Regions from separate parts of the Homo sapiens genome. Here all the other regions are linked to region 3. The links are chromatin contacts, found by Hi-C or POLR2A ChIA-PET in ENCODE. All regions are on one chromosome and are shown on one strand. The core of a region is the stretch at or near the end of the contact, and the rest is flanking DNA. Distances in the headings are between cores, read along the strand shown. Region 1 holds the start of PBX4 (PBX homeobox 4). Region 2 holds the start of ZNF714 (zinc finger protein 714). Region 3 overlaps LOC105372310 (a long non-coding RNA gene). Region 4 holds the start of ZNF430 (zinc finger protein 430). Region 5 holds the start of ZNF431 (zinc finger protein 431). Region 6 holds the start of ZNF85 (zinc finger protein 85).

The links. Hi-C counts contacts between places; a loop is a spot of excess contacts on that map. ChIA-PET counts read pairs that join two places held with the same protein, here RNA polymerase II (POLR2A). Pooled maps may share reads with other maps.
Region 1: a pooled map shows a loop between it and region 3 (5-fold over the local background). The contact joins the promoter of PBX4 here to the enhancer-like site in region 3. A Hi-C loop is called at or near these places in 1 of 50 pooled maps. POLR2A ChIA-PET finds 5 or more read pairs at or near these places in 2 of 52 experiments (activated B cell and naive thymus-derived CD8-positive, alpha-beta T cell).
Region 2: a loop to region 3 is called in a map of CD4-positive, alpha-beta T cell, with 15 times the contacts of the local background. The contact joins the promoter of ZNF714 here to the enhancer-like site in region 3. A Hi-C loop is called at or near these places in 1 of 168 maps with a recorded cell type or tissue (CD4-positive, alpha-beta T cell) and 6 of 50 pooled maps. POLR2A ChIA-PET finds 5 or more read pairs at or near these places in 3 of 52 experiments (H1 and WTC11).
Region 4: a loop to region 3 is called in a map of naive thymus-derived CD4-positive, alpha-beta T cell, with 7 times the contacts of the local background. The contact joins the promoter of ZNF430 here to the enhancer-like site in region 3. A Hi-C loop is called at or near these places in 2 of 168 maps with a recorded cell type or tissue (dorsolateral prefrontal cortex and naive thymus-derived CD4-positive, alpha-beta T cell) and 9 of 50 pooled maps. POLR2A ChIA-PET finds 5 or more read pairs at or near these places in 4 of 52 experiments (CD4-positive, alpha-beta T cell, PC-9 and WTC11).
Region 5: a pooled map shows a loop between it and region 3 (6-fold over the local background). The contact joins the promoter of ZNF431 here to the enhancer-like site in region 3. A Hi-C loop is called at or near these places in 5 of 50 pooled maps. POLR2A ChIA-PET finds 5 or more read pairs at or near these places in 4 of 52 experiments (GM10248, OCI-LY7, WTC11 and 1 more).
Region 6: a loop to region 3 is called in a map of naive thymus-derived CD4-positive, alpha-beta T cell, with 22 times the contacts of the local background. The contact joins the promoter of ZNF85 here to the enhancer-like site in region 3. A Hi-C loop is called at or near these places in 1 of 168 maps with a recorded cell type or tissue (naive thymus-derived CD4-positive, alpha-beta T cell), 1 of 37 single-sample maps with no recorded cell type and 10 of 50 pooled maps. POLR2A ChIA-PET finds 5 or more read pairs at or near these places in 7 of 52 experiments (CD4-positive, alpha-beta memory T cell, OCI-LY7, PC-9 and 3 more).

The regions. Positions count from the first base shown.
Region 1 is chr19:19,616,123-19,620,844 of GRCh38, forward strand. PBX4 (PBX homeobox 4) reads right to left here and starts at 2,565. Exons shown (of 8, transcript NM_025245.3): 1 at 2,389-2,565. The coding sequence starts at 2,507. RefSeq lists a silencer at 2,347-2,556.
Region 2 is chr19:21,078,916-21,083,593 of GRCh38, forward strand. ZNF714 (zinc finger protein 714) reads left to right here and starts at 3,288. Exons shown (of 5, transcript NM_182515.4): 1 at 3,288-3,433. RefSeq lists an enhancer at 3,627-3,776.
Region 3 is chr19:20,235,056-20,239,760 of GRCh38, forward strand. It overlaps LOC105372310 (a long non-coding RNA gene), which reads right to left. Exons shown (of 7, transcript XR_007067164.1): 3 at 3,927-4,705; 4 at 3,233-3,495. Among named protein-coding and RNA genes, the nearest start is that of ZNF486, 70 kb to the left of the region's middle. RefSeq lists enhancers at 2,630-3,140, 3,652-4,170. Within about 2 kb of position 3,421, at least 17 of the 41 ENCODE cell types and tissues checked have a DNase peak (open chromatin) inside an H3K27ac peak, as active enhancers do; they include OCI-LY7, where a contact is called at or near this core.
Region 4 is chr19:21,017,527-21,022,134 of GRCh38, forward strand. It overlaps ZNF430 (zinc finger protein 430), which reads left to right and starts at 3,131. Exons shown (of 5, transcript NM_025189.4): 1 at 3,131-3,277. The coding sequence starts at 3,275. RefSeq lists enhancers at 2,821-3,414, 3,415-4,006.
Region 5 is chr19:21,138,871-21,143,566 of GRCh38, forward strand. It overlaps ZNF431 (zinc finger protein 431), which reads left to right and starts at 3,170. Exons shown (of 5, transcript NM_133473.4): 1 at 3,170-3,316; 2 at 4,681-4,696. The coding sequence starts at 3,314. RefSeq lists enhancers at 3,196-3,675, 4,457-4,696.
Region 6 is chr19:20,920,604-20,925,112 of GRCh38, forward strand. It overlaps ZNF85 (zinc finger protein 85), which reads left to right and starts at 2,648. Exons shown (of 4, transcript NM_003429.5): 1 at 2,648-2,800. The coding sequence starts at 2,798.

The DNA of each region.
Region 1 (4,722 bases), core at 1,315-3,814, 620 kb before region 3:
TTTCCTTTCCTTTTCTGTAATAATCACTGCAGGACCCAGACACAGTGGGCTGCCTTGTGAAGCAGATTCTACGGATCCTGGCTGGCTGACAAGTGGTGAGTGGAGGTAAACGGGATGGGAGGTCTAAAAACTCCTTTATTTTTCCCCATTGCAACTGGAATAAATAGTCCGAACTCCCTATTGATTGTTATCCAGATGACAAAAACAAAACTATTTTTTTATGGAGACAGAGTCTCACTCTGTCGCCCAGGTTGGAATGCAGTGGCGCTTGAACCCAGGCACCTCCTGGATTCAAGTGTTTCTCCTGCCTCAGCCTCCCAAGTAGCTGGGACCATAGACATGCACCACCACGCCCAGCTAATTTTCGTATTTTTAGTAGAGATGGGGTTTTGCCATGTTGGCCAGGCTGGTCTCGAACTCTTGACCTCAGGTGATCTGCCCACCTTGGCCTCCCAAAGTGCAGGGATTACAGGTGTCAGCCACTGTGCCTGGCTGAACAAACAAAACTCTTTACTGAGATTCGTAGGCCCCATGTAATTGGGTTCCAGTCTCCCTTTATTATTATTATTATTTTTTGTTCAGACGGAATCTCGCTCTGTCGCCCAGGCTGGAGTGCAGTGGTGTGATCTCGGCTCACTGCAGCCTCCGCCTCCCAGGTTCCAGTGATTCTCCTGCCTCAGCCTCCCAAGTAGTTGGGATTATAGGTGTGCACCACTACACCCAGCTAATTTTTGTATTTTTGGTAGAGACTGGGTTTCACCATGTTGGCCAGGCTGGTATTGAACTCCTGACCTCGTGATTCACCTGCCTTGGCCTCCCAAAGTGCTGGGATTACAGGCGTGAGCCACCGCACCTGGCCCCAGCCTTCCTTTAAACTCAACTCTTTCCCTCCCTGGCTAGGAACTTTCTCTTCCCAGCCAGACTCCGCTTTTTACATCCTCTTTCCCACCTCAGGGCCTCTGAAGGTGCTGTCCTCTCCAAAGATGTTCTTCTCCACCTGGCTTCCTATAGCATGCAACCCCTATCCCTACAGCTTTTATTGCCATTTATTTTATTTTTTTCTTTTCTCAGATTGGTACAGGATGGTCTCACTATGTTGCCCAGGCTGGTCTCAAACTGCTGGACTCAAGTGATCCTCCCACTGGGAGGCAGCTGGGATTACCTACCCATGCTACCATGCCTGGCTTATACTTTTTTGCTTTTGTTTGAGACAGGGTCTAGCTCTGTCACCCAGGCTGGAGTGCAATGGCTTGATTCGGCTCACTGCAGCCTCAGCCTCCTAAGTAGCTGGGACTACAGGCTTGCATCATCACACCTAACTAATTTTTTAATTTTATTTTTAGTAGAGACGAGGTCTTACTACATTGTCCAGGTTGGTCTCGAACTCCTGAGCTCAAGCAATCCTCCTGCCTCAGCCTCCTAAAGTGCTGTGATTAGAGATGTGAGCCACTCCACCCAGTCCTTATTTTTTGCTATTTACATTCCCTCCCCTAAATCATGTACTCGAGAGCAGGGACTATGTCAGCACCCGGTTCCCTATCCAGTTATTGTAAGGATTCAATAAAAATTTGCTGAATTCATTAAAAAGAAAATAGGTCTTCCATCTCCACCCACTCCTCTACTAACCCTTTTCCCAAAAGTTCTCGATGGTTCCCACACCAAGTTACCCCAGTTCAGTTCTTCAGTCTCCTGCAGACATTCCTGAGTCCCATTCCCAGCCACTCACTCTCCATCATCTGCCCTGGAAACTTCCCACCCACAGGCCGGGCTCGGTGGCTCGCGCCTGTAATCCCAGCACTTAGGGAGGCCGAGACGGAATGAGTGCTTGAACCCAGGAGTTTAAGCAACTATAGCGAGACCCCTGTCTCTACAAAATATACAAAAAAATCAGCCGGGCGTGGTTGCACGTGCGCCTGTGGTCCCAGCTACTCGGGAGGCTGAGGCAGGAGAATCAACTGAGCCGGGGAGGTGGATGCTGCAGTGAGCCATGATCACGCCACTGCACTCCAGCCTGGGCGACAGAGCAAGACCGTGTCAAACAACAACAAAAAAACTTCCAGCCGCAGGAGTCCCATTAACGTACCCATTTAGTCATTCACTCGTCAAAAGTCCCGTACGTGCCCATTTCTCAGCCCTACTCCCTAAACCCCTAAACCCAACCTTCTCGCCCCAAGATGAGCTGCTGAAAATCCTTCACGCCACTGCTCGGCCCCATAAGGCCTATCCAGCCCGTTCCGTTTGAACCCCATACATCCCTTCGTCCTCGGGACCCCCCTCCAGCCCTCCTCAAGCGCCCCTCGTCAGTCTGGCCTCCACGCCCCGTCCCCTCAGCCCGCCAACCTCACTGCCACGACCCTGCGTGGCCCCTGCCGAGCCCGCGGGCAGCACCTGGCCTGTGCCTCGTCCAGGCTCTGGTCGGTGATGGCCATGATCTGCTGCAGGACGTCGCTCGTGTCGAGGCGCCGCGGGGCGGGGGGCGATGGCGCGGGGCGCGGCGGGGCGGCCATGAGCGGCAGGGCCGGGCGGGCGCTGTGAGGGTGCCGTCGAGCCTGGAGCACTACCACTGGCGCCGCAGCCAACCGCCGCTGCCTGAGCGCCGCGCCCGCTCTCGCTCGCGCCTAAGCCACGCCCACCGCCGCTATCGCCAGCCAACCCGTGTATTGCACCGCCTACAGACACGCCCCTTCATCTCCGTCAGCCAACCGGCGCCACGCACCGCCCCCGGGACTCGCCCCGAACTTCCCCCTCTCCGGGCTTGGACTGGGTTTGGGGTTGCCGAGGCAACGGCACTTCTCATAAGCGCCCTCCTTCCCCTTGAGAGAGGGCAGCGCTGGCTCCGCTCCAGCCAGAGGCCCCCATCCCTCACATCTCGCGCGGTGCACGCCTCCTTCAGCCCCACTCGCATCTCCTCAGAGTTCCTGCTCCTCCTCAGGGCCCCCTTCTCCTCAAAGCCCTCGGTCCTCAGAGACCCTCACTCCCCAGAGCACCCCAACTCTTCCTCCAAGCCACCCCCTCCTCCTCAGAACCCCACACCTCTTATAGCTTGATCGACAGCCCCCATTCATTTCCAGAAGCCCCAAGCCCCAGACCCCTGCTCAGTCCCCCTAATGCTCCCTGCATCCTCAGCCCCATCAGGTGGGCCACTGGGGCCCCTGGCTCTTCCTCTAGAGCTTTCCACGCCCCGTTCACCTGGCTAAGGCGGGGCGCAGGCGTGCGTGGTTGATGGCAACGAGGAGGTCAGAACGCAGCGCTTTTCTCCACTGCAGAAATCAATTCCAGTCACCTTTCAAGGTCCAGCTGAAGAGTGACCTCGCTTGTTTATTCATCTTCGCAGATTACAGTTCTGGGCATAGAAAATGCTACCACGTGGTTACCGAATGAAGGAAGGATGTTTACTGAGAGACTCCCCTGCAGTGTACCCCAAATCAGAGCGAATCCTCACATCTTTGTTTCTAGTCCTTAGGACACAGCATCGAAGGCTCCTAGTGCACAAGAAAAGGAACTGGGCGGTGGCTCATGCCTGTAATCCTAGCACTTTGGGCGGCAGAGGCGGGAGGATCACTTGAGCACGGGAGTTTGAGACCAGCTTGGGCAACATAGTGAGACCCCGTGGTGGTGCACGCCTGTGGTCCCAGCTATTTGGGACTTGAGAGGCTGAAGTGGGAGGATCACTTGGGCCTGGGAATTTGAGGCTGCAGTGAGCCATGATTGCACCACTGCACTGCAGCCTGGTTGACGGAGACCAGGTCTCAAAAAAAAAAAAAAAAAAAAAAAGTAATGGCCTGGACATGAATCTCTTCTCCAAAGTCACAGAACCTCCTGGAGCCTATTTGCTATGAGGACAGTCTCCAGATGTGGGCTCAGTAAAAGGTCCTCAGCCTGCTGGCTGGGAGCCCTTCCAGGGTGGGGCCCACGTTCTCTCCATTGCTGCTGGGGAGGAAATTCAAACACCATCTGGTATGGCTGGATTGGAGAGCGTCGGGAGACTCCAAAGGGGACGGCAGGGAGTGAAAAATGAAAGACATTGACCGAGTGTCTGGACAATAGGGAAAGCTCTCTGATGAAGGAAACCGACACTTGGCTCCAATGACAGAAAGTAATAGATTGCATGGGAGCCACGGAGACCAGTGCCTGTTCAAAAGGTCACCCACAAGCACAGCACTGCCCAGGAGGCCTGAACAGTAGTGGCCTTCAGGCTGGGTGCAGTGGCTGACACCTATGATCCCAACACTTTGGGAGTCTGAGGTGGGAGATTACTTGAGCCCAGGAGTTCAAGACCAGTCTGGGGAACATAGTGAGACCCCATCTCTACAAAAATAAAAATTAAAAAAATAGCTAAATTAGCTGGTCATGGTCCCAGCTACTTGGGAGGCTGAGGCGGGAGGATAAGTTGGGCTCAGGAGGTCGAGGCTACAGTGAGCTGTGTTTGTGCCACTGCACTCCAGCCTGGGTGAGAGAGCAAAACCTGCCCCCAACCCCAACAAAGTAGTATCCTTCAGAGAACTTGGAGGGGTGGGCACTGAAAGCTTCAGGGACCAGCAGAGACAAAAATTTGAAGCCACTTGGTGGAGACGGGAGATCGACAAGAGGAAATGGTCTCGAAGGAGACCCACGGGGTGCAGGTTAAAACCTGGAGGAGCTGATGTGAACAGCCAGCTCAGAGCGCCTGAGACAGAGTTGCCTTTTTTTTTTTTTTTTTTTTTTAGACAGAAATCTTACTCT
Region 2 (4,678 bases), core at 2,038-4,537, 840 kb after region 3:
TGTTGGGATTACAGGCGTGAGCCACTGTGCCCAGCTGCCTATACCATTTTCTTTGAAAGTTGAAGTTTTAACTCCCTAATTAGGAAACATATTCATAAATGTGACTTGTAAATACTGAAATTTGTGTTTGCTTTTTCTGCCTTCAGTAGAAATGGTGTTTTCTAGCATCTATGTCTTTTTAAAATAAAAGAGAGGATGGAAGCAGAATAGGTTGAAAATGCTATTAACAAAATGATGTTGACAGAGATGATCTATCTGGTCTACCAGGGCATAAAAATTTCAAAAATCATAATCAGTACAAAACCTCTATGTCCGTTAATATTACAGAATATTGCTTGTGTTAAAATCATTTATGTTGGCCGGGCGCAGTGGCTCACGCCTGTAATCCCAGCACTTTGGGAGGCCGAGGCAGGCAGATCACGAGGTCAAGAGATCGAGACCATCCTGGCCAACATTGTGAAACCCCGTCTCTACTAAAAATACAAAAAAAAATTAGCTGGGCGTGGTGGCGCGTGCCCATAGTTCCAGCTACTTTGGAGGCTGAAGCAGGAGAATCGCTTGAACCTGGGAGGCGGAGGTTGCAGTGAGCCGAGATCGAGCCACTGCACTCCAGCCTGGGTGACAGAGCGAGACTCCGTCTCAAAAAAAAAAAAAAAAAAAAAAAAATTATGTTAAAAACTCTGCCTCGCCGAGTGCGGTGGCTCACGCCTGTAATCCCAACATTTTGGGACGCCAAAGCAGGCGGATAACGAGGTCAGCAGTTAGAGACCAGCCTGGCCAACATGGTGAAACCCCGTCTCTACTAAAAAGACAAAAAAGTAGCCGGGCGTTGTGGCGGGCGCCTGTAGTCCCAGCTACTCCGGAGGCTCAGGCAGGAGAATGGCGTGAACCCGGGAGGCGGAGCTTGCAGTGAGCTGAGATTGTGCCACTGCACTCCAGCGTGGGTGAGAGAGCGAGACTCCGTCTCAAAACAAACAAACAAACAAACAAAAAACAAAACAAAAAAACTCTGCCTCTCATGCATTTAGTAGAGATAAAGTCAGAGGGCAGAACCCTCCGCTGATCCTTATCAGGACACCTGAAGTACAGATGATATATTTCTGTTTTCTCTCAAACTCCATATTGGATACAGTTATTCTGCTTCTAATCCATATTATTACAGTAATGCACAGACACGGGATCATAAAAGAACTTGCAAGCTTTTTAAAAAAGTGTTATATTTTACACATGTGTGTATGTATTTGTAGACAGCTCTGTCATCTTGGCCAGAGTGCAGCTCAATCAAACCTCAAAATTCTTAGCTCTCAGCCTCCTTGGTAAATGGGACTTCACGTACACACCACTACAGTGGCTAATTAATTTTTTTTTTTTTTTTTTTTTTTTGTAGAGATGGGGTCTTATTATGTTGCCCAGGCAGCTCTTTTTTTTTTTTTTTTTTTTTTTGAGACAGAGTCTCCCTCTGTCGCCAGGCTGGAGTGCAGTGGCGCGATCTCGGCTCACTGTAACCTCCGCCTCCCGGGTTCAAACGATTCTCCTGCCTCGGCCCCCCGAGTAGCTGGGAATACAGGCGTGCGGCATCACACCCAGGTAAGTTTTTGTATTTTTGGTAGAGACAGGGTTTCACCTTGTTAGCCAGGATGGTCTCGGACTCCTGACCTCTTGATCCACCCACCTCGGACTCCCAAAGTGCTGGGATTGCAGGCGTGAGCCACCGTGCCTGGGCGATTCTATTTTATTCGTTGATCTTTTGTGGTGCTTTTACAATTTTACATCTACATATTATAAATCCAGTAACAAAGAGTCATAATTGTTGCTTTTAATAGTGATAGGTTGCTTTAAAACTGAAGGGTACAATTTAGTCAGATACTTTGGTGCTATGCAAATACAATGCTTATTTTTTAAGTGTTATTTACAATTTTTACACTCCTCAGTTAACCTTGGATACAATAATAACTGGTGGTTTTGTGATGGTTTCTTTAGCATTTTATCTATGTTGATTAGTATTTGGAATTCTGTAAAAAAAAATTTCCCTATCCTTTTTTCTTTTTTATTTATTTAAAGTTTTTTGTGTATCAGTGTAAATGCATGGGTATTTATTTATTTGACTTGATTTATTTTATAGGTCAGTGCTCTAATTATTCATTTGGATGCTAACATTGTTCCAGGATGGACCATTGGGAGTTCTTTCAGGCTGGCTCCCTTTGACATGTTCCCATCATTTTTTAAAATTAAAAAAAAAGAAAGAAAAAACATTTTGAGGCTGGGTGCGGTGGCTCACGCCTGTAATCCCAACACTTTGGGAGGCCAAAGCGGGCAGATCACCTGAGGTCAGGAGTTCAGGACCAGCCTGGCCAACATGGTGAAACCCCGTGTCTACTAAAAATACAAAAAATTAGCCGAGCATGGTGGCGCGCGCCTGTGATCTCATCCAGCAGTGCTTTACTTGTAATTATTTTATTCCTGCTGCCGTCTCCTCTTTCTTTGGCCACTATCTGTTCCACCCCCGGAACGGAAGAGAGATGTTGGTAGGGAGAGGCTCTTCCTTCACCTCTGGCAGAAAAGGTTTGCTTGGGCCCTTCACACCGCTGACATCAGAGCTGCACTTCAATGTGGCAGTTATTGGCCATGTGTGGCGCCTGGTCTGAAGTGCGATGCTAGAAAGGTAAAATACAGAGTTAGTTTCAAAGATTTAGTTCCAAATATTTATATACTTTATTAATAATTACATATTTCTCACACATTAAAATGAAAATTTTTTTGATATATTGGGTTAATTAAATTGTTACAATCAATTCAACCTGTTCTTGTTTCTTTTTCAAGTTTGGCTACTAGAAAACTTAAAATTCACATATGGCTCACATTTTATTTCAGAGGATTACCTCCTTTCTAAAATCTCAGCCTGCCTGCTCAAAGACCAGAAAGAAGCCAGGAAGGTCATAAAATCTGAAATTTTAAAATAATTGTTATTATAAAATTATATTTTTTCCTTTGTGAAGAGCCATATATTATTTATAAATGCATATGACTTTACACACAAGTTTAAAGGCAAATTCCCTCTGGGGTGGGCCTGGCTCAGCTCTGGGAGGAAGCCCTGCCTGAGAAGGCTGCAGCCTAGGCTGTCACCCTTTCTTCACTCAGCCCAGCAACTGATCACATCTTCTGTCACTCAGGGCACGAGAAGGTGGGGTTTTAAAAGTTATCCAATCAGCGACGCTGGGTTGGGAACCGTCCAATCAGGCCTGCAGCTGGAGCGGACAGGACGGCTTCGGGGATGTGGCGGGGCCTTTGTCTCTCGCTGCAGCTGGAGCTGCAGGTCTCGCCTTCACTGCCCTGTGTCCTCTGCTCGCAGAGGCCCAGCCTCTGTGGCCCTGTGACCTGCAGGTATTGAGAGATCCACAGCTAAGACGCCAGGTACCCCGGAAGCCTAGAAATGGTGAGAGTGCCGGGTCCGACATCCCGAGAGAGGGGAAGGGGCGGGTTGTAAGCGGTGGGAAGTGGCTGTGGTGGGACTTAGGCCTCCCCGCAGTCAACTCTACAATCTGCGCCCGGAGTTCTCCTTGCTCAGCTCGGCCTCAGTCCCCTTCAGCCATAAGATGGCGGCTGCGCTGACTGCGGGATCCCGGGCGTCCTGTCTTTTCCCTGCGCAGTGACTGGGCCCTGACCTGGAGTCCTCTCAGGGCAGCTCTGGACCCTCAGCGGCGCGTCTCTCCCGGATTGTGCAGGGACCACTGGAGGGTCCCAGGGGTAGAATCCTGACTCGGGGTGCGGGTTTATGAATGGGTCCGTGGGGTTCCAGTTCCTCTTCTGTTGAAAATGTATGGGAGTCACCGTTAAAACACTAAAGCATTTAATCAAAGCGTGATTCAAAAATTGTGGAGCACCCAGCTGTGGTTTGTAATTTATGGTTTATGGGCGGGGCTTGAAGTAAAGACTTTTATAAACAGCATGATGAAGAAAACCAAATTCAGTAATTGGTTAGGTTCAGATACATAGTTTCTTAATTTGTAAAATAAAGGTGAAAATTTCCTGGTTATGTAATTAGATGTTAATTGGCAGTTTATAGTTGGTTAAGGATGAATTTTGTTTCTCTCAATGTAGTAATTTACTAAAAATGCACCTCAGTTAGATTTTTTTTTTTTAAGATGGAGTTTCGCTCTTGTTGCCCAGGCTGGAGTGCAATGGGGCGATCTTGTCTCACCGTAACCTCTGCCTCCCGGGTTCAAGCGATCCAATGCTTCAGCCTCCCAGGTAGCTGGGATTACAGGCATGCGCCACCACGCCCGTCTAATTTTGTGGTTTTAGTAGAGACGGGTTTCTGCATGTTGGTCAGGCTGGTCTCGAACTCCCGACCTCAGGTGATCTGCCCTCCACGGCCTCCCCAAAGTGCTGGGATTACAGGCGTGAGCCACCGCGCCCAGCCAGATTTTTTTAAAAGTAGGAATCCAGGGACTAGAGACACCTCAGTCTAATTTCCCGCCGCTTAATTATTTTCACACTCCATGGGGAACTGATTTTCTGGTGCATTTTTCAACTGTGTCCCAAGCACTGTCTTAAATCTAACCTCCCGTCCCCCATATCTCCAGCCTCACTCTGGCTTGCAGTAAGATATTAAATTTCCAGTTCCTCCTGGCATTCCCTAATGCCAGCTTTTCCTCCCTAATTCACGTTATCACCTGTT
Region 3 (4,705 bases), core at 2,171-4,670:
TAGTCCATCTCTACTAAAAATACAAAAACTAGCTGGGCCTAGTGGTGCGCACCTGTAGTCCTAGCTACTTGGGAGGCTGAGGCCATGAGAATCAATTGAACCCAGGAGGTGGAGGTTGCAGTGAGCCGAGATTGAGCCATTGCATTCCAGCCTGTGCAACAGATTGAGACTGTCTCAAAAAAGAAAAAAAAAAAGGGAGGTCAAAATAAGTGAACAGATCGTTTCAAGGTACAGGTCGAATCACCCACCCCATCCTGCTCATTTACGTGCTCAATAACCACCCTCCCAGGAGACACTGCGATATGACCCAGTGAGTCCTCCAGGTGCATTTTACTTCCTAAATTTTTACGCCATCTCACTGGGGTCAGTTTTTTTTGTCTTTTGGAGTGTTTTTTTTTTAAACAAATTTTTCACTATTTTTCTGCCACCCCCCCCCTGCCCCCGCCAAGAAAATCTAGGGGACAGAAATTATTTGTTTTCCCCTCGATACCAGCATCTGGTTGGCTGACAAGCAATGTGTCTCCAAGAATTGGAAGCTAGGTTGGGTGAAGAGAATCATGTCTCAAGGGGTTAGCTTTTCTTTATTTTTTGTGAGATCGAGTCTTGCTCTTGTCGCCCAGGCTGGAGTGCAGTGGCGCAATCTCGGCTCACTGAAACCTCCGCCTACCGGGTTCACGCCATTCTCCTGCCTCAGCCTCCCGAGTAGCTGGGATTACAGGCGCCTGCCACCATGCCCGGCTGATTTTTTGTATTTTTTAGTAGAGATGGGGTTTCACCATGTTGGCCAGCCTCCAGGCTGGTCTCCAACTCCTGATCTCAGGTGACCCACCCACCTCGGCCTCCCAAAGTGCTGGGATTACAGGCGTGAGACACTGCACCCAGCCTCAAGGGGTTAGCTTTTCAGGAAAAAAAAAAAAAAAAGAAAAAAGAAGAAGTGCAACAGGAGATGCCTTTCAGCCCCAAGGCTGTCACCTGCTCTTTTGAGAGGCTACACTGTATACTTCAGGTGGTCCTATGGGAGAAAATGACCCAAGAGCTAATAGTCACTAGACACTCTACCAGACATAGCCATGGTGGGTATCTTGGTTTATTCCCAGAAAGTACTAAAACTCAGGCCCAGAAAAAAAACTGAAGGATAGCTGAGGACACATCACCCTACAAAGTTTACAAAGGGTAATCTTGACCCAAAAACATTTTGGTAAGTTCTCTGGAAAAATAAAAGAAAAAGAGGAGCCGGGCGCGGTGGCTCACGCCTAACCCCAGCACTTTGGAAGGCCAAGGCGAGTGGATCACGAGGTCAAGAGATTGAGACCATCCTGGCCCACATGGTGAAACCCCGTCTCTGCTTAAAATACAAAAATTTAGCTGGGCGTGGTGGCGCGCGCCTGTAGTCCCAGCTACTGGAAAGGCTGAGGCAGGAGGATCGCTGGAACCCAGGAGACGGAGGTTGCAGTAAATCGAGATCGCGCGACTGCACTCCAGCCTGGCAATAGAGCCAGATTCCATCTCAAAAAACAAAAACAACAAAAGAAATGCAGGCACAGATATTTTTTACAATACAGTGTCAGGGGATTATTCTTTGCTTTCTTCTGGGAAATATTTACAAAGAGAAAACAAGTCTTTTCAATAGTGTTATGCAATGCTTTAAAAAAAATGATTAATTGAGGAACGTGGGGTACATTTCAGGCCCTGCTTAGGACACATGTGAAAAATGCTAGGGAAAAATCAGTCCCCTGTGGGGTGTGGAAATAATTAAGTGGCAGGCAATTAGACTGAGGATGCTCTAGTCCTCGGATTCCTCCTTCTAAAATAAAAATCTAAACTCAAGTGCAGTTTTTGCTAAATTACTACATTCGGGAAACAAAATTCAGGCTTAAAAAACCATAAACTGCCAATTAAGCTCTGATTACATAACCAGGAAATTTCCACCTTAATTGTACAAAGAAACTACATAACTATACGTATTGAATTATTGAATATGGTTTTCTTCATCATGCACCTTATCAATGTTTCCTTCAAGCCCCTCCCATGGACCGCAAACTACAAACTATAGCTGGGTGCTCTTGAATGACTGATTAAATTATTTGATATTTTTGCGGTGACTCCCATAATTTATGTATTTATTTATTTTTTTAGACAAAGTCTTAGGCCGGGCGCGGTGGTTCACGCCTGTAATCCCAGCACTTTGGGAGGCCAAGGCGGGCGGATCACGAGGTCAGGAGATGGAGACCATCCTGGTTAACACAGTGAAACCCCGTCTCTACTAAAAATACAAAAAATTAGCCAGGCAAGGTGGCGGGCGCCTGTAGTCCCAGCTACTCGGGAAGCTGAGGCAGGAGAATGGCGTGAACCCCAGGGGGCGGAGCCTGCAGTGGGCCGAGATCGCGCCACTGTACTCCAGCCTGGGCGACAGCGAGACTCCGTCTCAAAAAAAAAAAAAAAAAAAAAAAGGACAAAGTCTTGCTCTGTCACCCAGGCTGGAATGCAGTGGTGTGATATCAGCTCACTGCAGCCTCCGCCTCCTGGGTTCAAGCGATTCTCTCTCCTCTGCCTCCCGAGTAGCTGGGACTAGAGACATTCGCCATCACACTCAGCTAATTTTTCTATTTTCTTTGTAGAGATGGGGTTTCCCCATTTTGCCCAGGCTGGTCTTCAACTCCTGACCTCAAGTGATCAGCCCTTCTCAGCCTCCCAAAGTGTTGGGATTACTGGCATTTCGTACCTGGCACCATACTTTTTTTTTTTCTTTGAGACGGAGTCTCCCTCTGTCGCCCAGGCTGGAGTGGTGGTGCAATCTCGGCTCAATGCAAGCTCCACCTCCCGGATTCCACACATTTTTAATAACAGAAAAGAGAAACTGTGAACCCCACGGACCAAAGCTCTTCCCATTCATGAACCCACATCCCGAGTCAGGATTCTCCCCTGACGACCCTCCCATGGTCCCTGCAAAATCTGGGAGAAACGCGGCGCTGCCGCTGCAGAGCTGCCTAGAAAGGGCTCCAGGCCATGGCACAGTCACTGCGAGAGGAAGAGACAGGAGGCCTGGCGGCCCGGCTGTCAGCGCAGTCGCCATCTTAAGGCTGAAGGGGGCTGAGGCCAACCTGGGCAAGGAGAACTTGGGGCGCACATTGTGGAGCTGACTGCGAAGAGGCCTGAGTCCCGCCACAGTCACTTCCCACCAGTTCCACCCTGCCCCTCTTCCTGTCTCGGGATGTCGGCCGGGCACTCTCACCATTTCTATGCTTCCAGGGTGTCCTGGGGTTTTAGCTGTGGATCTCCCAATACCTGCAGGTCACAGGGCCACAGAGGCTGGGCCTCCAGGAGAATAGGACACAGACCAGTGAAGACGAGACCTGAAACGCCGGCTGCAGCTAGAGACAAAGGCCGCGCCAAAAGCGGAAAGCCGTCCTCGTCGCTCCAGCTGCGTGCCTGATTGGACGGTTTCCAGCCCAGCGTCTCTGATTGGATAATGCTTTAGGTCCCGCCCCTCAGGCCCTGAGTGACAGAAGATGTGATCAGATGCTGGGCTAAGTGAAGAGAGACAGCCTAAGCTGCAGCCTTTACAGGCAGGGCTTCCTTCCTGAGCTGACCCAGGCCCCCCCCAGAGCATGAGAAAATTCTCTTTTGTACTCACTCTCCTTTTGAATGTATTCAAAAGGTGAACAGAAGTATTTTGCTGGCATATTAATAATACATAAAATTTTTGTTCAAGAGAAAATCAACGTTTACTTTGTTAGTAGTGTATTATCAATACTAAAGCTAATGTTTTTTTTTTTTTTTTTGAGACGGAGTCTCGCTTTGTCACCCAGGCTGGAGTGCAGTGGCGGGGTCTCGCTCACCCGATTTTCCTGCCTCAGCCTCCTGAGTAGCTGGGATTACAGCTACTATTGTTGAAAAACAATAGACAATCACAAAAACAAGCTGACCTTTTTGTGTTCCTTAAGCCCTGTCCTGAAGAGCCCTGTGACTGGGCTTTATGCCAAACAACTCGTTACTAAAGAGCTGTGGTCCCAGACTGCACCGAAGCTTCATGAGACCTCTCCTCGTCTGTGCACGGACGAGTGGCCAACTCTGGAGCCCAGGCTGTTGCTTCCCTGTCTGGTGGTGAATCCTCCACAGTCTGATGAGGGTGGTGTCTGACTCTGGAGCTCAGGCTGTTGCTTCTTGGTCTGGTGGTGAGTCCTTCATAGTCTGGTGAGTGCGGGTGTCCCACTCTGGAACCCATGCTGTTGCTTCCTGGCCTGGTGGAGAATCTTCCAGCCTGGAGAGTGCGGTGTCTGACTCTGGAGCCCAAGGCTGGAAACTTGGGGACGTCCCAAATCCCGGAATGGAAACTCCCCCAGTTCTCCCCCTTGGCGTGCCCTATCTGGTGAGTTTCGGGGGAACTCATGACCCAAGTCATAATAGGAATTTCAAGCCTCATAAAGACATCATGGTTGAAGCAGAGGTGTTTCGTTTCCAGCAAAGCCCAATAGCAAGCTAACAATTGCTCCTCGAAAGGGTTATAAGCTTTGCTGGCCTCTGGCAGTTTCTGGGTCCAAAACCAGAAATGTACCTCTTCCCATCTTGTTTCTGCCTAAGGCTCCAATTAGCATGTTGATCTAGGACAGTTACTTGCAGTTCTACGGGACCATCCCAAATGGGTCATAGATCCAGGGCCAGTTGCACTGCTTGTTTATCTTGTTCGGAAGCCATGATCTCTTTC
Region 4 (4,608 bases), core at 1,881-4,380, 780 kb after region 3:
TCCTCAAATTATTCTGTCTTCGAAATGCTTCTCCAATATTTTTTTTTTTTTGAGACAGAGTCTCATTTTACCACCCAGTGTGGATGGCAGTGGTGCAGCCAATCATGGCTTACTGCAGCCTTGACCTTCCAGACTCAAGCAATCCTCCTGCCTCTGCCACCTAAGTATTGGGACTATAGGCATGTACCACCATGGTTGGCTAATTTTTTCATTTTTTTAATGGAAACAAAATCTTATTATGTTGCTCAGGCTGCACTGGAACGCCTGAGCTCACATAATTCTCCCATCTTAGCCTCCCAAAGTGCTAGGATTACAGGTCTGAGCCACCGTGTTTGCAAAATGGTAGCAATTTTTCATCCCCCTTGTATCCATGCCCAATGCCAGATGCTTTTACAGTTGTTTCCATCAAGATTCAGAATCTGTTTTCCAAACCCTAGATCAGGCTGGCCTTATTTGCTCAGGGCAGTAGAAACCTGTGAACATGGCAATGAGCTAGTTTGGGACCTAGGCTCAAATGGTCTTGAGTGCTTCTGTTTTTCTTTTAGAATGTTGACATCACCTTGGAAAAAAGCCCATGTTAGCCAGCTGGAAAATAAGGTATCATGGGGAGGAGAAGCAAGGTGTCCCTATTGACAACCCCAGAAGCAGAACATCACCCCCAGAAGCACAGCTGCCTAGTCAACAAGCAGCTGACGACATATGACTGAAGGAGCTCAGCTGAAACCAGAAGAATGGCCCCACTGAGCCCAACCTAAATGGCTGACCATCTCGATTATGAACTAATAAGTTTTGGATGATTTGTTATGCTGCAATAGCTAACTAATACATGCACCCAGTGCAGATAGGATGCCAGGATTCAATGACAGGTTGATTACTAGTTATGTTCTAACAGTGGGCACCCTATAGGTACTGATTTTTTCCCCTGATTTAAAGTTGGGTGACTTGTAAGAGAATGTTGAGTAATGCAGAAATACAGGTAGACATGTATGCATGTGATTGGTGCTTATACCCACACAGTCCCACACACCACAGGAGAAAACAGGTAACTACAGCCTGACTAGTAGGGCCAAGGCCAATAGCAAAATAAGTTTTGCCTTTAATCTGTTTTCTCCATATCTAAACATTTGAGGTCAAGAGTGTGGACAGATCTGAAGACACAGAGTTTTATTATCCTGTGGCCCCAACATTCTTTCTTCACTGTCTGATCTCTGGAAGAAAAGTGGGCAACAGGTGGCCAGCAGTGGTCTACCTGTGGTTATTTTACTCCTGCTGCCATCTGCTCTTTTTATGGCCACTATCTGTTCCACCCTTAGAACTGAAGAAAGATATTGGTAGGGAGAGACTCTGCCTTCACTTCTGGCAGAAAAGGGATGTTCAGTTCATTCACCCCCCTGACATCAGAGCTGAACTTCAATGTGGCAGCTATTGGCCACGTGTGCCTCCTGAGTGACTGGAATGTGGCTGGTCTGAACTGCGATGTGCTAGAAAGGTAAAATACAGAGTTAGTTTCAAAGATTTAGTTTCAAATGTTTATATACATTATTAATAATTACACATTCCTCACACATTAAAATGATAATATTATGGACATATTGGGTTAAATTGTTACAATCAATTCAACCTGTTCCTTGTTTCTTTTTCAAGTTTGTCTACTAGAAAATTTAAGATTCACATGTGGCTCACATTTTATTTCAGAAGATTACCATCTTTTTAAAATCTGAGGCTGCCTCCTTTAGCCGGGAAGGTCATAAAATCTGAAATTTTAAAATAATTATTGTTACATTCTTTTCATTTTTGAATAGCCACTATATATATATAAATATAAATATATATAAAAATATATAAAAATAAAAATATAAATATATATAAAAACATAAATATATATAAATATAAATATGTATAATATATAAATATATAAAAATATATAAAAATATAAATATAAAAAATATATATAAATATAAATATATAAATATAAATATAAATATATATAAATATATACATATAAATATATAAATATAAATATATAAATATATAAATATAAATATATATAAATATATAAATATATATATATAAATATATAAATATATAAATATATATATATAAATATATAAATATTTATATATAAATATATATAAATATATAAATATATATAAATATATAAATATATATAAATATATATAAATATATAAATATATATAAGTATATAAATATAAATATATATAAATATATAAATATATATATAAATATATATAAATATATAAATATATATAATTATATAAATATAAATATATATAAATATATATAAATGTATATAAATACATAAATAAATATATAAATATATATAAATATATATATAAATAAATATATACAAATATATATAAATAAATATATATAAATATATATAAATAAATATATATAAATATATATAAATAAATATATAAATATATAAATATATAAATAAATACATATATAAATATATAAAATATATATAAATAAATATATAAAAATATATATAAATAAATATATATAAATAAATATATATATATATATATATATATATATTTTAGACAGAGTTGTGCTCTTGTTGCCCAGGCTGGAGTGCAATGGCACAATCTCGGCTCACCGCAACCTCCGCCTCCCAGGTTCAAGCGGTTCTCCTGCCTCAGCCTCCCGAGTACCTGGGATAACACACATGGGCCACCACAACCCGCTAATTTTATATTTTTTATAAAGACTGGGTTTCTCCATGTTGGTCAGGCTGGTCTCTAACTCCCGACCTCAGGTCATCTGCCCGCTTCAGCCTTCCAAAATGTTGGGATTACGGGCGTGAGCCACCGTGACCGGCCCCATATATTATTTATAAATGCATATGACCTTACACACAAGGTTAAATGCAAATAACCTCTGGGGTGGGCCTGGCTCAGCTCAGGGAGGAAGCCCTGTCAGAGAAGGATGCAGCCCAAGCTGTCACTCTTCTTTCAGCCCCGCATCTCATCACATCTTCCGTCAATCATGGCCTGAGGGGGCGGGGATTTAAATGTTATCCAATCAGAGACGCTAGGCAGGGAACCGTCCAATCAGGCACGCAGGTGAAGCGGACAGGGCGGCTTCCGGGTTTGGCGGGGCCTTTGTCCCTCGCTGTGGCCTGAGCTCCAGGTCTCGTCTTCAGCGCTCTGTGTCCTCTGCTCCTAGAGGTCCAGGCTCTGTGGCCCTGTGACCCGCAGGTATTGGGAGATCTACAGCTAAGACGCCAGGAACCCCTGGAAGCCTAGAAATGGTGAGAGTGCCGGGTCCGACATCCCCAGAGAGGGGAGGGGCTGGTTGTAATGGGTGGGAAGTGGCTGTGGCGGGACTCAGGCCTCCCGGCAGTCAGCTGCACAATCTGCGCCCCGAGTTCTTGCCCAGCTGGGCCTCAGTCCCCATCAGCCTTAAGATGGCGGCTGCGCTGACAGGCGGGCCCCAGCACGTCCCGTCTCTTCCTTGCGCAGTGACTGTGCCCTGGCCTGGAGCCCTCTCTGGGCAGCTCTGCATCCGCAGCGCCGCGTCTCTCCCAGACTGTGCAGGGACCACGGGAGGATCGTCACGGGAGAATCGTCACGGGAGAATCCTGACTTGGGGTGCGAGTTCATGAATGGGAAGAACTTTGGTCCTGGGTTCCTAGTTCCTCTTTTCTCCTATTAAAAATGTACAGACCGGGAGGGGTGGCTCACGTCTGTAATCCCAGTACTTTGGGAGGCCGAGGCGGGCGCATCACTAAGTCAGGAGAGTTCAAGACCAGCCTGGCCAGCATAGTGAAACCCCGTCTTTACTAAAAATACAAAAATTTGCCGGGCATGGTGGTACACGCCTGTAGTCCCAGCTACTTGGGAGACTGAGGCAGGAGAATCACTTGAACCTGGGAGGTGGAGATTGCAGTGAGCCGAGATAGCGCCACTGCACTACAGCCTGTGTAACAGAGCAAGACTCCGTCTCGGAAAAAAAAAATGTACAGAAGTCACCACAAAAATATTAAAGAAATTAATCAAAGAGTGATTAAAAAACTGTTGAGCACCCAGCTGTGGTTTGTAATTTGTTGTTCATGGCGGGGCTTGAAGGAAAGACTTTTATAAGGTGCATGATGAAGAAAGCCAAATTCAGTAATTGGTTAGGTACCGTTATGTAGTTTCTTAGTTTGTACAATAAAGGTGAAAATTTTCTGGTTGTGTAATCAGACCTTAATTGGCAGTATACAGTTGATTAAGCCTGAATTTTGTGTCTTTCAATGTAGTAATTTTCAAAACGATGCGCCTGAGTTAGATTTTTTTTTTTTTTTTTTTTTTTTTTTTTTGAGATGGAGTCTCGCTCTTGTCGCCCAGGCTGGAGTGCAGTGGCACAATCTCGGCTCACTACAACTTCTGCCGCTGCCTGTGTTCAAGCTTCTCCTGCCTCAGCCTTTTGAGTAGCTGGAATTACAAGCGCCTGCCACCCTGCCCAGCTAATTTTTGTACTTTTAGTAGAGACGGGGTTTCACCATGTTGGCCTGGCTGGCCTCGAACTCTTGACCTCAGGTGATCCGCCTGCCTTGGCCTCCCAAAATGCTGGGATTACAGGCGTGAGCTATCACGCCCA
Region 5 (4,696 bases), core at 1,920-4,419, 900 kb after region 3:
CAGGATAATGGCTGAATCCGAGAGGCGGAGGTTGCAGTGAGTCGAGATGGCACCATTTGATTTATTTATACATAAATAGACTGTAACTTATTATTGTACCAACCACCGTGTTTTTACCAATAAAATAACATCAAGTGTTCAAGCCATGTTCAAATAAGGCAAATCCCAAGCTGTGGTCAATCTGGCTGTTTCTACACCTCATGTTTATTTTCTGTATGTCCCTTTGCTTTTTCTGCCATAAATCTGTTTTCATCATGTGGCTGTGCTGGAGTCCCTCTGACCCTGTTCTGGATTCACAGGCTGCCCAATTTGCAAATTATTCTATGCTCAAATAAACTCTGTTAAATATAATTTCTCTAAAGTTTTTTTCTTTTAGGCTGGGCACGGTGGCTCACACCTGTAATCCCAGCACTTTGGGAGGCCAAGGCGGGTAGATCACGAGATCAGGAGTTCAAGGCCAGCCTGGCCAACATGGTGAAACTCCATCTCTACGAAAAATACAAAAAAAATTAGCTGGGCATAGTGGCGCGCACCTGTAATCCCAGCTACTCGGGAGCCTGAAGCAGGAGAATTGCTGAACCCAGGAGGCAGAGGCTGCAGTGAGCAGAGATTAGGCCACTGCACTCCAGGATGGGCAAAAGAGCAAGACTTGGTCTCAAAAAAAAAAAAAAAGTTTCTTTCTCTTAAAAGTTTTCAAATTTTTTTATATGATGAAAAATAAATAATGTGTTGTTGGGCCTCGATTTCCTAAACTCATCCCTCAGCTATTTCCTTAAATTATTCTATGTCTTTTCAAAATGCTTCTTCAATTTCTTTTCTTTTTTTGAGACAGGGTCTCACTCTATCAACCAGTCTTGATTGCAGTGGTGTAACCAATCATGGCTCACTTCAGCCTTCACCTTCCAGGCTCAAGCAATCCTCCTGCCTCTGCCATCTAAGTAGCTGGGACTACAGGCATGCACCACCATGGCTGGCTAAATTTTATTTTATTTTATTTTTCATGGAAACAGCATCTTATTATGTTGCCCAGGCTGCACTGGAACTCCTGAGCTCACGTAATTCTCCCATCTCAGGCTACCAAAGTGCTAACAATACAGGTGTGAGCCAGCTAGTGCTTCTGCAATTTCTTGAGATGATTATTCCCAATGATAAACAGTACTGAGCACAAATCTGAAGGAATCTGGTTTCTTCTGTACAAGTGTCACTCTCCAGGATTTCAAGGGTCTAGGGCAGGGCAGCTACTTTGTAGTGTGATCTATGGAGGTACATGGGCTTTGGAGTCAGACAGAGTTAATCCTGAGTCTCAGCCCAGCCACTTAGTATCTGTGGGTCTTTGGACAATTTTCTTGATGTGAAAGAGTTCTATGAACCACATATGGAAAAGAGGTAGATTGGTACTAATTGCAAAATGGTGGCAATTTTTAATCTCTTCTGTATCCATGCCCATTGCCAGGTGCTTTTACAACTGTTTCCATCAAGATCCAGAATCTGTTTTCCAAACCCTAGATCTGGCTGGCCTTATTGGCTCAGAGTGGTAGAAACTTGTGAACATGACAGTGGGCTAGTTTGGGGCCCAGGCTCAAATGGTCTTGAATGCTTCTGTTTTTCTTTCAGAATGCTGCCATCTCCCTGAATAAAGCCATGTTAGCCAGCTGGAAAATAAGATACCATGGGAAGGAGAAGCAAGGTGCCCTGTTGACAGCCCCAGAACTAGAAGCTCACCCCCAGAAGCACAGCTGGCTAGTCAACAAGCAGCTGATGATACGTGTCTCAAAGAGCTCAGCTGAGACTAGAAGAACGGCCCCACTCAGTCTAGCCTAAATGGCTGACCATCTCAATTATGAACTAATAAGTTTTGGACGATTTGTTATGCTACAATAGCTAACTAATACATGCACCCCGTGCAGATAGGACACCAGGATTCTATGACAGGTTGATTACTAGTTACCTTCTAACAGTGGGCACCCTATAGGTACTGATTTTTTCCCCTGATTTAAAGTTGGGTGACTTGTAAGAGAATGTTGAGTAATGCAGAAATACACGTAGACATGTATGCATGTGATTGGTGCTTATACCCACACAGTCCCACACACCACAGGAGAAAACAGATAACTACGGCCTGACCATTAGGGCCAAGGCCAATAGCAAAATAAGTTTTGCCTTTAATCTGTTTTCTCCATATCTAAACATTTGAGGTCAAGAGTGTGGACAGATCTGAAGACACAGAGTTTTATTATCCTGTGGCCCCAACATTCTTTCTTCACTGTCTGATCTCTGGAAGAAAATGGGCAACAGGTGGCTATCAGTGGTCTCCTTGTGGTTATTTTGTTCTTGCTGCCCTCTGCTCTTTCTATGGCCACTATCTGTTCCACCCTCAGAACTGAAGGGAGATGTTGGTAGGGAGAGGCTTTTCCTTCACCTCTGGCAGAAAAGGTTTGCTGGGGCCCTTCACCTCCCGACATCAGAGCTGCACTTCAATGTGGAAGCTTTGGTCATGTGTGGCTCCTGAGTGCCTGGAATGTTCCTGGTCTGAACTGCGATGTGCTAGAAAGGTAAAATACAGAGTTAGTTTCAAAGATTTAGTTTCAAATATTTATATACTTTATTAATAATCACATATTTCTCACACATTAAAATGAAAATTTTTTGATATATTGGGTTAATTAAATTGTTACAATCAATTCAACCTGTTACTTTTTTTTTTTAAGTTTGGTTACTAGAAAATTTAAAATTTACATATGGCTCACATTTTATTTCAGAAAATTACCTCCGTTCTAAAATTTCAGACGGCCTGCTGAAAGACCAGAAGCCGGGAAGGTCATAAAATCCGAAATTTTAAAATAATTGTTATTATATTCTTTTCATTTGTGAATAGGCATACAGTATGTTATTTATAAATGCATGTGACTTTACACACAAGGTTAAATACAAATTCCCTCTGGGGTGGGCCTGGCTAAGCTCTGGGAGGAAGCCCTGCCTGAAAAGACGGCAGCCTAAGCTGTCACTCTTTCTTCACTCAGCCCAGCATCTGTTCGCATCTTCTGTCACTCAGGGCCTGAGAAGGTGGGGTTTTAAACGTTATCCAATCAGCGACGCTAGGCTGGGAACCGTCCAATCAGGCACGCAGCTGGAGCGGACAGGACGGCTTCCGGGATGTGGCGGGGCCTTTGTCTCTCGCCGCAGCCTGAGCTCCAGGTCTCCCCTTCGCTGCTCTGTGTCCTCTGCTCCTAGAGGCCCAACATCTGTGGCCCTGTGACCTGCAGGTATTGGGAGACCCACAGCTAAGACACCGGGACCCCCTGAAAGCCTAGAAATGGTGAGAGTGCCGGGTCGGACATCCCGAGAGAGGGGAAGGGCTGGTTGTAACCGGTGGGAAGTGGCTGTGGCGGGACTCAGGCCTCCCCGCAGTCAGCTCCACAGTCTGCGCCCCGAGTTCTCCTTGCCCAGCTCGGCCTCAGTCCCCTCCAGCCATAAGATGGCGGCTGTGCTGACAGTCGGGACCCCAGGCGTCCTGTCTCTTCACTGCACAGTGACTGTGCCCTGGCCTGGAGCCCTCTCTGGGCAGCTCTGCACCCGCAGCACCGCGTCTTTCCCAGATTGTGCAGGGACCACGGGAGGGTCTTCAGGGGACAGTTCTGACTCGGGGTGCGGGTTCATGAATGGGAAGAGCTTTGTTCCGTGGAGTTCCCAGTTCCTCTTGTCTTCTGTTAAAAATATATGGGAGTCACTATAAAAACATTAAATAATTTAATCAAAGAGTGATTCAAAAATTGTGGAGCACCCAGCTGTGGTTTGTAATTTGTGCTTCATGGGCGGGACTTGAAGAAAAGACTTTTATAAAAAGCATGATGAAGAAAACCAAATTCAGTAATTGGTTAGGTAGAGTTACATAGTTTCTTAATTTGTACAATAAAGGTGAAAATTTCCTGATTATGTAATCAGAGGTTAATTGGCAGTTTATAGTTGGTTAGGGCTGAGTTTTGTTTCTCTCAATGTAGTAATTTACTGAAAAATGTACGTCAGTTAGATTTTTTTAAAGTAGGAACCCAGGGACTAAAGACACCTCCGTCTAATTGCCTGCCTTTTAATTATTTTCACAGTCCATGGGGAGCTGATTTTCCGCTGCATTTTTCACCTGTGTCCCAAGCAGGGTCTTAAGTCTAACCCCCATTCCTCATTTCTCCAGCCTCCCTCTGGCTTGCAGTAAGATACTAAATTTCCAGTTCCTTCTGGTGTTTCCAAATGCCAGCTTTTCCTCCCTAATTCACGTTATCGCCTATTTGTCTTTTAGTGTACTTTTCTATACCGTATTTTAATTATTTTTTGACAAAGCATTAAATGACGCTTTTCAAAAAGTTTTTTAAAAGATTTTTTAAAAAAAATATCTGTAAATATTTCCCATGAGAAGAAAGCAAAGAATAATCCCCTGATACTGTATTGTTAAAACTCTCTGTGCCTTTTCTCCTTGTATCTTCTCTAGGCACAGAGATCTTGTCAGAATGTTTTTCGGTCAAGGTTTTCCTTTGGAAACTTTATGGGGTGATGTGTCCTCAGCCACCTTTTAGTTTTTTTCTGGTCGTGGGTTTCAGTGCTGTCTGGGGATGAACTAAGATATCCACCGTGGTTATGTCAGCTAAAGTGCCTAGTGAATATCAGCTTCTGGTTTATTTTCTTCCATAGGACGACTTGAAATATG
Region 6 (4,509 bases), core at 1,398-3,897, 680 kb after region 3:
TGCTTTTACAGCCATTCCCATGAAGAGTCAGAATCTATTTTCCAAACGCTTGATCTGGCTGGCCTTATTTGCTCATGGCAGTAGAAACCTGAGAACATGACAATGTGTTGGTTTGGAGCCTAGGCTCAAACAGTTTTGACTGCTTCTGCTTTTCTTTTCTTTCCTTTTCTTTTCTCTGTTTTTTTCTTTTTTTGAGAAGGAGTCTTTCTCTGTCATCCAGGCTGGAGTGCAGTGGCATGATCTTGGCTCACTGCAACCTCCACCTCCCAGATTCAGGCAATTCTCCTGACTCAGCCTTCTGAGTAGCTAGGACTACAGGTATATGCTACCACACCCAGCTAATTTTTGTATTTTTAGTAGAGGTGAGGTCTCGCCATGTTGGCCAGACTCGTTTCAAACTTCTGACCTAATGTGATCCACCTGTCTTGGCCTACTAAAGTTCTGGAATTACAGGCATGAGCCAGCATGTCCGGCCTGCTTCTGTTTTTCTTTCAGAATGCTGCCATATTCATGAAAAAAAGCCCATATTAGGCCAGGCACGGTGGCTGGTGCCTGTAATCGCAGCACTTTGGGAGGCCAAGATGGACAGATCAAGAGGTCAGGAGATCGAGAACATCCTGGCTAACACAGTGAAACCCCGTCTCTACTCAAAATACAAAAAAATTAACCGGGTGTGGTGGTGGGCACCTGTAGTCCCAGCTACTCAGGGGGCTGAGGCATGAGAATCACTTGAACCTAGGAGGTGGAGCTTGCAGTGAGCAGAGATCGCACCACTGCACTCCAGCCTGGGCGACAGAACGAGACTCCGTCTCAAAAAAAGAAAAGAAAAAAGCCCATATTAGCCAACTGGAGTATAAGATACTATGAAGAGGAGAAGTAAGGTATCCCTGTTGACAGTCCCAGAAGCAGAAGCTCACCTCTACAAGCACAGCTGCTGCTTTCCTAGTCAATGAGCAGCTCATGATACATGTCTGAAGGAGCTCAGCTGAGAACAGAAGAATGGCCCCACTGAGCCCAGCCTAAATGGCTGAGCATTTCAATTATGAGCAAATCAGTTTTGGATGGTTCATTATGCTGCCATAGTTAACTAATATGTGCACCCAGTGCAGATAGAATGCCAAGATTTAATAACAGGTTGATTACTAGTTACCTTCTAACATTGGGCACCATAAAAGTACTGATATTTTTCCCGATTTAAAGTTAGATGTCTTGTAAGATAATGTTGAGAAATGCAGAAATATGGCCAGGGGTGGTGGCTTATGCCTATAATCCCAGCACTTTAGGAGGCCAAGGCGGTTGGATCACCTAAGGTCAGGAGTTCAAGACCAGCCTGACCAACATGGAGAAATCCCGTCTCTACTAAAAGTACAAAAAATTAGCCGGGCGTGGTAGTGCATGCCTGTAATCCCAGCTACTCGGGAGGCTGAGGTAGGAGAATTGCTTGAACCCAGGAGGCAGAGGTTGCAGTGAGCCAAGACCACACCATTGCGCTTTAGCCTGGGCAACAAGAGTGAAACTCCATCTCAAAAAAAAGAAATGCCGAAATACATGTGGACATGTATGCATGTGATTGTGCTTATATTCACTCAGTTTCCCACACCACAGAAGAAAACAGGTAACCACAGCCTGAACATTAGAGTCGAGGTCAAATAGCAAAATAAGTTTGCCTTTAATCTATTTTCTTCCTATGTAAACATTAAAGGTCAAGACTGTGAACAGATCTGAAGACATAGTTTTTTTTCTCCTGTGGCCCATCATCCTTTGCTCACTGTCTGATCTCTGAAAGAAAGATGGGCAACAGGTGGTAAGCAGTGGTTTACCTGTGATTTATTCCTGCTGCCATCAGCTTTTTCTATAGCCACTATTTGTTTCACCCTCGGAACTGAAAAGAGACGTTGATAAATAGAGGCTGTCCCCTCACCTGTGGCAGAAAAGGGGTGTTCAGGCCCTCCACCCCCACTGACATCACAGCTGTACTTCAATGTGGCAGCTATTGGCCATGTGTGGCTCCTGGGTGCCTGGAATGTGGCTGGTCTGAACTGCGATGTGCTAGAAAGGTAAAATACAGAATTAGTTTCAAAGATTTTGTTTCAAATGTATTTATATTTCATTAATAATTACATATTGCTCACATATTAAAATGAAAATATTTTGAATATATTGGGTTAAATAAATTGCTACAATCAATTCCACTTGTTTCTTCTTTCTTTTTAAAGTTTGGCTACTAGAAAATTTAAAATTCACCTGTGACTCACATTTTATTTCAGAGGATTGCCTGTTCAAAGGACCAGAATACAGGAAGGTCATAAAATCTAAAATTTTAGAACAATTGTTGTTATACTTTGTTCATTTGTGAATAGCCATATAATATATTATTTTTGAATGCATATAAATTGATACACAAGGTAAGGGCAAATACTCTCTGGTGTGAGCCTGGCTCAGCTCAGGAAGGAAGCCCTGTCTGAAAAGGCTGCAGCCTAGGCTGTCACTCGCTCTTCTTTCAGCCCAGCATCTGATCACATCTTCTGTCACTCAGGGCCTGAAAAGAAGGTGCCTTAAATATCATCCAATCAGAGACGCTGGGCTGGGAACCGTCCAATCAGGAACGCAGCTGGTGCGGATAGGGCGGCTTCCGGGATGTGGCGGGGCCTTTGTCTCTCGCTGCAGCCTGAGCTCTAGGTCTTGTTTTCCCTGCTTTGTGTTTTCTGCTCGTGGACGCCCAGCCTCTGTGGCCCTGTGGCCTGCAGGTATTGGGAGATCCACAGCTAAGACGCCGGGACCCCCTGGAAGCCTAGAAATGGTGAGAGTGCCAGGTCCGCCATCCCGAGGGGGAAAGGGGTTGGTTGAAACCGGTGGGAAGCGGCTGTGGCGGGACTCAGGCCTCCCTGTAGTCAGCTCCACAATCTGCGCTCCAGTTCTTTTTGCCCAGCTCGGCCCCAGTTCCTCCAGCCATAAGATGGCGGCTGCGCTGACAGCCGGCCCGGGCGTCCTGTCTCTTCCCTGCGCAGTGACTGTGCCCTGGACTGGAGCCCTCTCTGGGCAGCTCTGCATTCGCAGCACCGCGTCTCTCCCAGATTGAGCAGGGACCACGGGAGGGTTGTCAGGGGAGAATCCTGACTCGGGGTGCGGGTTCATGAAAGAGCTTTGGGCTGTGGGGTTCCCAGTTCCTCTTTTTTTCTGTTAAAAATGTATGGGGGGACGGGCGTGGTGGCTCACGCCTGTAATTTCAGCACTTTGGGAAGCCGAGGCGGGCGGATCATCTGAGGTCAGGAGTTCAAGACCATCCTGGCCAACATGGTGAAACCCCGTCTCAATTTTTAAAAATACAAAAATTAGCCGGGCGTCGTGGCGCGCGCCTGCAATCCCAGCTACTCAGGAGTTTGAGGCAGGAGAATCGCTTGAACCCGGGAGGCGGAGGTTGCAGTGAGCCTACATCGCGCCACTGCACTCCAGCCTGGGCAATAAGAGTGAAACTCCGTCTCAAAAAAAAAAAAAAAAGATGTATAGGAGTCACCGCAAAAATATTAAAGAACTTAAAAAGTGGTTCAAGTATTGTAGAGCACTCAGCTATGGTTTGTAGTTTGTGGTCCATGGGAGGAGCTTGAATAAAAGACTTTTATAAGGTGCATGATAAAAAAATCAAATTAGTAATTGGTTAGGTACAGTTATATAGTCTCTTAATTTGTACGATCGTGTTGGCAATTTTCTGGTTATGTGATCAGAATTTAATTGGCAGTTTATAGTTGGTTAAGCCTGAATTTTGTTTTCCCCGATGTGGTAATTTACTAAAAAATGAAATTTTAGTTAGATTTTTTTAAAAAGGAGGACCCCAGGGACTAGAGCCACCTCAGTCTAATTGCCTGCCACTGAATCATTTTCACAGTCCACAGGGGACTTCTTTTCCCCTGCATTTTTCACATATGTCTCAAGCAGGGTCTCAAGTCTACTTCTTACTCCCTGTTCTTCCAGATTAACTCTGATTTACAGTAAAATACTAAATTTCCAGTGTCATTGACATTCCCAAATGCCACCTTCCCCTCTCTGATACACATTATCAATTATTTGTCCTTTATTGTACATTTTATATTTCAATTAATAATTCTTCCACAAAACATTGGATGGCACTATTTAAAAAATTGTCTTCTGTTTGTAAATATTTCCCATGAGAAGAAAGTGAATAATAATCCCTGACACCATATTGTAAAAAAATCTCTGTGTCTCTTTTCCTTTTATCTTCCCTAGGCACAGAGTTCTTATCAGAATATTGGTGGGTCAAGGTTTCCGTTTGGAGACTTTATGGTGTGATGGGTCATCAGCCACTCTTCAGTTTTTTCCTGGTCCTGGGTTTTCAGTACTGTATGGGGATAAACCAGGATGCCCACCATTGTGGCTATGTTGGCTAGAGTGTCTAGTGAATATCAGCTCCTGGGTCATTTTCTCTCATAGGACAACCTGAGGTATGAAGTGTATCCTATCAAGGGAGCAGGTAGATACCCAGGGTCTGAGTGC